2 separate regions of the Homo sapiens genome follow, and region 2 is linked to region 1. A link is a contact called in ENCODE Hi-C or POLR2A ChIA-PET data. All regions are on one chromosome and are shown on one strand. Each heading gives the region's core, a stretch centred on a gene start or an enhancer-like site at or near the end of the contact. The rest is flanking DNA. Distances are from core to core; before and after follow the strand shown.

Region 1 (4,413 bases), core at 567-3,066:
AGAAGCTGCCTTTCTAGCAAGCTCTCAGGTGTTGCTACTTTGCAGTTTTCAGGACCATACATTGGAGAGAACCGCCCTGAGTGGTCAATCACACTATGATTAATTCAATCAGGAAACTTGAATGCCTTCTATGAATATCCATGACCAAAGAATGGGCCTCTGGAGGGCTGCTTGCCGACTGAAGAGAGGGAGAAAGGACACACCTGCCTAGCCAGTAAAACAACAGAATCAACTCTAGAAATCAGTGTAGTGGTAGATGACCCACTAAAATCACCTTTCTGGCCACGAACCAGCATCATGAGTTAAGAGGTAGGCAGTGTTTATAACCCAGAACGGGAAAGTTCTCTTAAAGGACTCTTGCACGACCAAAGCCAATTAAAGAGGTCTAGGGGGGGCACTGTTGTCATGGGTAGTGAATTACCAAATATTTCAGTCCAGGCATGCAGAAAACCTTACAATGTAGAGTTGTGATCCAGACCTAGACTTTGGGGTGAGGCAGCCTGCAGTAGAATCCCTGCACTGCCAATTCTCAGCTGCGTTCCTTAGCAAGTTACTTAACCTTTCTGGGCTTCAGTTTTTTCCATATAAAAATAGAGATATTAATAATATCTTCTTCCCAGGGTTGTTGTGAAACTACTATCAAAGCACTCACCACCATGCCTGACACTTAGGAAGTGCTCAATAAAGGTTTTTATTATGCCTCCAGCAAGATAAATTTTTCCTTTGATGATATCTAGTGACTTCATCAGAATAAAGACTTTCTTATACATTTTAGTGTGACATATGCAAAAAGAATCACACAGGAGCTGGAGATATTTTTTAAAGTTATTTTGATCACAGTGTATAAATTCTCATCTTAAGAGTAGTTCAGCTACTATTTTCATGATAATAACAAAGCAGCAGCTAAAGCTAAAGCTATCTTGGGCTATTTCCTCTAAATTTGCCTTCTAACATGGGAAGAATTTTATCTCACAAATTAGCAAATTCTAGCAAAGCCAGAATGTTGGTCATTTCTGATATCATGACTCTTGTGTATCTTTTCTGGCACATCCCAAAACCATCAGATTGATTCCGAGTTCTCAAAATACATATTGTGTTTATTCATTCATTATTCATTCATTCCTTTCATTCTTTGGTGTTCACAGTCTATTCCTATTGCCATGGGGATAACTATTCAATGACAACTACCTTTTTACTTCATTTTAGTCATTTCCGTTGTGTCAGGTTTATTCTGGCTTTGATGATGAATGGAAAGGGAAAAAGAAACTTATTAAATAAAGTGACTTTTTTTTCCGCTCAATTTGCTTTTGCATCTCTTATGTGTGTCTCAAATTTAGCAAGTGAAACATTTGTCCCAATGGATTATCTGAAATGCATCGTTGGCTGTCAGACACATGATTGATTTTAAATATATGCCTGAGTTCTTTCTATTAGACTAAACCCTTAGGACAGCAAAACACTCTTGCTGTAAAAATGCTTTCCTGTCATTGTCAGGTACACCTGTCATCTTTGACTTAACCCTTGTATTGTAAACAAGAAGCTGCTGGCAAGAGATCATAAACAAAACCAATTTCTGTGTCTCTATTTTCCAGAAGTCTCTCCAGGGAAGTTATCTCTCTAAGACATCATTCCATTTCATCCTTTCTTGGTTCTTGGCTCTTTTTATTCCTCTTTCTGCATGCCATATTCACTTTTCCTGTATGCATTTTGAATCAGTCTCTGTGCCTCTCTGGTTACTGTGGCTCAGCAATGAGTCATGGAAACTACTCAAGACTTGTCTCCTTCTATTTATCCTACCAGCCGTATCCTGTTATTTGTCTGCCTTTCAGCTGCCCTTGTGTAACGAGATGCCTTTTTACTTGCCTTCTTCAGTGTTATTCATCTCGTTTAAATTTTCCATCTCTGAGTTGCCAGCCCCCAACACCATTTTAAATTTTAAATATTTTCATTAATTTTTCAAAAAAGTTATAATTTGGCTGAATAACAGTGTCTCTTTGTATTACCAACTATGAAATAGTACAATGTGCAAAATTTAATTAGTTCCAATTAATGTTTTAAACCCAAATGAGCCTATGTTCATTCTCATCTACTTACTGTGGCAGAGGGATACAGCAGAGTATTTGTGCAAAAGCTTTATTCCATTTCTCTTCATGACCTTGCTATTTTTATAATTTTGAAGAGTCCAGTTATATCCAATATGTCGGACTGATTTTCCAATAAGTTACATGTAATGACACTGGAATGTCATCTATGTGCCAGTTCAATTGTGCCACGGGTTGGAAAACTGTGTGCCAAATCCAACCTGACAGCTGTTTCTGTAAATAAGCTTTCATTGCAACATAGCCACACCCACCTATGTATACACTATCTGTGGCTGCTTTCACATGACAAAGGAAGAGTTGAATAGTTGTGACAGAGACTACACGACCTAAAACACCTAAAATATTTGCTTTCTGGCCATTTTAGAAAATGTTTTCCTAGCAGTGGACCACCCGGTAAACCAAGTCTGGTAAATTTCCATGTCAGGTCTTGAGGTAAAGTTTATAGAATGGTTACTAACTGAATATCTCTCCCCTCCAAATATATAAAAATCATCTGTTAACTCATACAAAGACCAGATTATCTTTAGAGATAGTCCAAGGTATTTGCATATAACTAGAGTTGCCAGGTAAAATACAGAGTGCCCGGCCGGGTGTGGTGGCTTACGCCTGTAATCCTAGCACACTGAGAGGCCAAGGAGGGCAGACTGCCTGAGCTCAGAAGTTCGAGACCAGCCTGGGCAACATGGTGAAAACCTGTTTCTACTAAAAATACAAAAATTTAGGTGGGCATGGTGGTGCACACCTGTAGTCCTAGCTACTAGGGAGGCTGAAGCATGAACCTGAGAGGCGGAGGCTGCAGTGAGCCGAGATCATGCCTCTTCACTCCAGTTTGGGCAACAGAGCAAGACTCTGCCTCAAAAAGGAAAAAAAAACGCCGGGCTCGGTGGCTCACACCTGTAATCCCAGCACTTTGGGAGGCCAAGGCTGGCAGATCAGATCACCTGAGGTCGGGAGTTCGAGACCAGCCTGACCAATATGGAGAAGCCCTGCCTTTACTAAAAATAATAATAATAATAATAATAATAATAATTAGCCAGGTGTGGTGGCACATGCCTATAATCCCAGCTACTCAGGAGGCTAAGGCAGGAGAATTGCATGAACCCAGGAGGCGGAGGTTGCTGTGAGCCAAGATCATGCCATTGCACTCCAGCCTAGGCAACAAGAGCAAAACTCCATCTCAGTAAAACAAAAAACAAACAAACAAACAAAAAGCACAAAACACAGAATGCCCAGTTATGACTAAAATTCAGATAAATGACAAAGAATTTTCTAGTATAACTGTGTCCCACATATTACATGGGACATACTTATACTAAAAAATTCTTTATTTATCTGAAATTCAAATGTTATGGGCATCTTGCTCTTTTATTTGCTAAATCCAGCAACTTTGCATATAAAGGAATGAAAAGAAGAAAACCTGAAGAGAAATTGAAGCAACATCTACAGGGCACTGTGTGAAGTTTTTAGTTTATTAGCACCTTTGAGAATATTATCTGATAATATTCCAGAATTCTGCCATTGATATTCATGTTTTGAATCAATAATAGGAGACTTCAGTCTTTATACCCAGGTGTTTTGTGTACACAGGTGGTCTGCTTTCCAACGTAGGAATGCATGCTATTTACTAACGGCTTGAATTTTCCAATCGTATCTCAGGTTGCAGGGGGAAGAGGACTTTTCAGTACAAGATAAAGGGGAATTACACAGTAGAATTTTATAGGTTTGAGTTAGTCACAGGATGAGGGCAAATATAGAAAGTTTACAAAAATGAGTGATGGGGGAATTGGCAAGAGTCCACTTGTTCTGATACTGCTCTATCTGTAAGGATAGAGTTAGGAATTTAATTGTAATTAGGAAGCATTGAGTGATGCCAGATATTAACTAAGAGAAAGCAAGGTTTTTTAAACCAAAAAATAAAATACAAAACAATTCTATATTAGAGGCAAATTTTTTCTTAGGGGATATTCTGAAATATTTAACAAACTGTTGTGATGGCTATCCTTCTCACACCCATTTACTTTTCTAATTTTACTGTGTAAGAAAACACTTTTGGCCTGGCGCGATGGCTCATGCCTGTAATCCCAGCACTTTGGGAGGCCGAGGCGGGCGGAACATGGTGAAACCCCGTCTCTATTAAAAATACAAAAAATTAGCCAGGCGTGGTGGCGGGCACCTGTAGTCTTAGCTACTCTGGAGGCTGAGGCAGGAGAATGGCATGAACCTGGGAGGCGGAGCTTGCAGTGAGCCGAGATGGTGCCACTGCACTCCAGCCTGGGCCATAGAGTCAGACTCTGTCTCAAAAAAAAATAAA
Region 2 (4,413 bases), core at 1,428-3,927, 900 kb before region 1:
CCTGGGCAACATGGTGAAACCACATTTCTACAAAACCATACAAAAATTAGCTGGGCATGGTGGGGCACGCCTGTAGTCCCAGCTGCGCAAGAGGCTGAGTCACGAGAATCTCTTGAACCCGGGAGGCGGAGGGTGTGGTGAGCTGAGATTGTACCATTGCACTCCAGCCTGGGCAACAAGAGCAAAACTCCGTCTCAAAAATGAATAAAATAAAATAAAATAAAAAGAGAGAACTTTACACAACTTTTTTTCCCCCTGAGACAGAGTCATTTGCCCTGTCGCCCAGGATGGAGTGCAGTGGTCTGATCTCAGCTCATTACCACCTCCGCTTTCCCGATTCAAGCAATTCTCCCGTCTCAGCCTCCCCAGTAGCTGGGTTTACAAGCATGGCCCACCACACCTGGCTAATTTTTGTATTTTTAGTAGAGATGGGTTTTCACCATGCTGGACAGGCTGGTCTTGAACTCCTGACCTCAAGTGATCCACCCACCTTCGCCTTCCAAAGTGCCGGGATTATAGGCGTGAGTCACCGCACCAGGCAGAAACTTTACACAACATTTTAAAGATTTTCTGTGCTTTTTAAAAAATGTCAAATAGAAGTATTTACTCCAATTGCAGTCAATCTTTGTTTCATTCCATCTTGTAAAAGTTGAATATTTTCTCTTTCTTATTTTTTTCTTTTTTCAAAGTATTTTTCATTTGTTATTAATTTTTTTCTTTTTAAAAATTATTATTTTATTTCTTATTGATTTTTAAAAAACCCTATTTAAATTTACATTGAAAAAGTTGGCCGGGCGCTGAGGCTCATGCCCGTAATCCCAACAGTTTGGGAGGCCGAGGCAGGTGGATCACGAGATAAGGAGTCCCAGACCAGCCTGGCCAATATGGTGAAACTCCTTTCTACTAAAAATACAAAAATTAGCCGGGCATGGCGGCGCACACCTGTAGTCCCAGCTACTTCGGAGGCTGAGGCAGGAGAATCGCTTGAATCCGGGAGGCAGAGGTTACAGTGAGCCGAGATCGTGCCACTGCACTCCAGCCTAGGGGACAGAATGAGACTCCATCTCAGGAAAAAAAAAAAAAAAAAGGGAAAAGTTTCTGGCCAGGCGCCGTGGCTCACGCCTGTAATCGCAGCACTTTGGGAGGCCGAGGCGGGTGGATCACTTGAGGTCAGCAGTTTGAGAGCAGCCTGGCCAACATAGCGAAACCCCGTCTCTACTAAAAATACGAAAAATTAGCCGGGCGTGGTGGCGGGCGTCTGTAATCCCAGCTACCCGGGAGGCTGAGGTAGGAGAATTGCTTGAACCCAGGAGGCAGAGGTTGCAGTGAGCCAAGATCGCACCATTGCACTTCGGCCTGGGTGACAAGAGCGAAATTCTGTCTCAAAAAAAAAAAAAAAAAAAAAGAAAGAAAGAAAGAAAAGAAAAAGAAAAAAAAGAAAAGAAAAAGTTTCTGTGGCAGGGCACAGTGGCTCATGCCTACAATCCCAACACTTTGGGAGGTTGAGGAGGGAGAATCGCTTGAGTCTAGGAGTTCGAGACCAGCCTGGGCAACATAGTGAGACCTCCCCATGTATACAAAAAAATTAAAAAGAAAAGAAAAAGCTGGGCATGGTGTCCGCACCTGTAGTAACAGCTACTCAGGATGCTGAGGTGGGAGGATCGCTTGAGCCCTGGTGGCTGAGGTTGCAGTGAGCCGAGATTGCGCCCCCCTAACTCAAACCAAAATTAAATTTAAAAAAACTTTCACTTGAAAGAGAAAAGTTTCTCTGTCAATGTTTTTGTTTTGTTTTGTTTTGTTTTGTGATGGACTCTTTTTCTGTTGCCCAGGCTGGAGTGCAGTGGCGCGATCTCGGCTCACTGCAACCTCTGCCTCCCGGGTTCAAGCAGTTCTCTGTCTCGGCCTCCCGAGTAGATGGGACTACAGGCGCCACCAAGCCCGGCTAATTTTTTGTATTTTTAGTAGAGACGGGGTTTCACCATGTTGGCCAGGAAGGTCTCGATGTCTTGGCCTCGTGATCCGCCCGCCTCGGCCTCCCAAACTGCTGAGATTACAGGCGTGAGCCACCACGCCTGGCCTCTTTTTCTTTTTTGAGACAGAGTCTCGCTCTGTCGCCCAGGCTGGAGTGAAGTGGCACGTCTCAGCTCACTGCAACCTCCGCCTCCCGGGTTCAAGTGATTCTCCAGCCTCAGCCTCCCGAGTAGCTGGGATTACAGGTGCCCGCCACCACGCCTAGCTAATATTTGTATTTTTTAGTAGAGACGGGGTTTCTTTCGCCTTGTTGGCCAGGCTGGTCTTGAACTCCTGACCTCAGGTGATCCGCCCACCTCGGTCTCCCAGATTGCTGGGATTACAGGCGTGAGTCAGTGTGCCCAGGCAACACACACACACACATATATTTAATTATAAGAAAGACCAGGTCTTGCTGGGTTGCCCAGGCTGGTCTCAAACTCCTGAGCTCAAGCGACCCGCCTGCCTCGGCCTCTCGGATGCTGAGGTTACAGGCGTGAGCCACCGCGCCCGGCCCTACCTCATCTTCTTAAGACAGGGGCACGGATTGCCTGGAGAGTTAGAAACTTCGAGACTTTTGTAGCCTCAGGAAAGGCCGCGGCCAGCCTCTTCGCGGCATGGGCGTGGCTCCCAGCGACTTCCCAGCCTGGGGTTCCCCTTCGGGTCGCAGACTCTTGTGTGCCCGCCAGTAGTGCTTGGTTTCCAACAGCTGCTGCTGGCTCTTCCTCTTGCGGCCTTTTCCTGAAACGGATTCTTCTTTCGGGGAACAGAAAGCGCCAGCCATGCAGCCTTGGCACGGAAAGGCCATGCAGAGAGCTTCCGAGGCCGGAGCCACTGCCCCCAAGGCTTCCGCACGGAATGCCAGGGGCGCCCCGATGGATCCCACCGAGTCTCCGGCTGCCCCCGAGGCCGCCCTGCCTAAGGCGGGAAAGTTCGGCCCCGCCAGGAAGTCGGGATCCCGGCAGAAAAAGAGCGCCCCGGACACCCAGGAGAGGCCGCCCGTCCGCGCAACTGGGGCCCGCGCCAAAAAGGCCCCTCAGCGCGCCCAGGACACGCAGCCGTCTGACGCCACCAGCGCCCCTGGGGCAGAGGGGCTGGAGCCTCCTGCGGCTCGGGAGCCGGCTCTTTCCAGGGCTGGTTCTTGCCGCCAGAGGGGCGCGCGCTGCTCCACGAAGCCAAGACCTCCGCCCGGGCCCTGGGACGTGCCCAGCCCCGGCCTGCCGGTCTCGGCCCCCATTCTCGTACGGAGGGATGCGGCGCCTGGGGCCTCGAAGCTCCGGGCGGTTTTGGAGAAGTTGAAGCTCAGCCGCGATGATATCTCCACGGCGGCGGGGATGGTGAAAGGGGTTGTGGACCACCTGCTGCTCAGACTGAAGTGCGACTCCGCGTTCAGAGGCGTCGGGCTGCTGAACACCGGGAGCTACTATGAGCACGTGAAGGTGAGCTGCTTGGCGCCCTCCCGCCGAGCCCCGCTGCTCGGCCTTCCGCAATCCGCAGTCCCTACCTTCCCCGGGTCGCGCCCCTCACTTCCCTTCGGAAGTAACTTAGACTTTTGCATGTTTTTCGGTAGCCTAGTCTAAGTAAAACGACAAACCGTTCGTTTATTCATCTACACATCCAACGATCAGACAACCAACCGGTACTGATTGCTGGCTAATTTCAAGACACTGCTCCCGGGGGAATTCAAATGTATGGGTTCATTCATGCAAGCCGACATGTATCGAGTTTCCGTAACAGGGCAGTGTTTGATGGTGTGGACCTGAGGTCCCGAGTCAGATATTGACTTGGATAATTTGAAGTGGTCTGTTAAAAATTCCACGTAGACTTTTTCCTATGAGGAAGACCTCTTACTCCATAGAAAAAAAGATCTTCAGTTTCTCTCCCCCTCTTCCTCCCTGCCCCCTCTCCTGCTATCCCGTCTGACCCCAATTTCTTTTTTTTCTTTTTTCTTTTCTTTTCTTTTTTTTTTTTTTTGAGGCGGAGTCTCGCTGCGTCCCCCAGGCTGGAGTGCAGTGGCGCTATCTCGGCTCACTGCAAGCTCCGCCTCCCGGGTTCACGCCATTCTCCTGCCTCAGCTTCCCGAGTAGCTGGGACTACAGGCGCCCGCCACCATGCCCGGCTAATTTTTTTTGTATTTTTAGTAGAGACGGTGTTTCACCGTGTTAGCCAGGATGGTCTCGATCTCCTGACCTCTTGATTCGCTCGTCTCGGCCTCTCAAAGTGCTGGGATTACAGGCGTGAGCTACCGCGCCCGGCCGTCTGTCCCCAGTTTCTTACACAGAAATCATGGGAAGCTTACAGTATAATGTTAAACAAACAAATAAGAATATCTCCTACAGATACTAAAACGCTTTCTAGATACACATTCCGTATAATTGCTTCGACGTGTGTATTACACAGCTC

The links. A loop is a pair of places that touch in the nucleus more often than their neighbours do. ChIA-PET counts read pairs that join two places held with the same protein, here RNA polymerase II (POLR2A).
Region 2: a loop to region 1 is called in a map of PC-3, with 15 times the contacts of the local background. The contact joins the promoter of CGAS here to the enhancer-like site in region 1. A Hi-C loop is called at or near these places in 1 of 168 maps with a recorded cell type or tissue (PC-3). POLR2A ChIA-PET finds 5 or more read pairs at or near these places in 2 of 52 experiments (Caco-2 and K562).

The regions. Positions count from the first base shown.
Region 1 is chr6:72,551,039-72,555,451 of GRCh38, reverse strand. No RefSeq gene overlaps it. Among named protein-coding and RNA genes, the nearest start is that of KCNQ5, 69 kb to the left of the region's middle. Within about 2 kb of position 1,816, at least 3 of the 41 ENCODE cell types and tissues checked have a DNase peak (open chromatin) inside an H3K27ac peak, as active enhancers do; they include PC-3, where a contact is called at or near this core.
Region 2 is chr6:73,450,561-73,454,973 of GRCh38, reverse strand. CGAS (cyclic GMP-AMP synthase) reads left to right here and starts at 2,677. Exons shown (of 5, transcript NM_138441.3): 1 at 2,677-3,449. The coding sequence starts at 2,793. RefSeq lists an enhancer at 2,396-2,875 and a silencer at 3,046-3,255.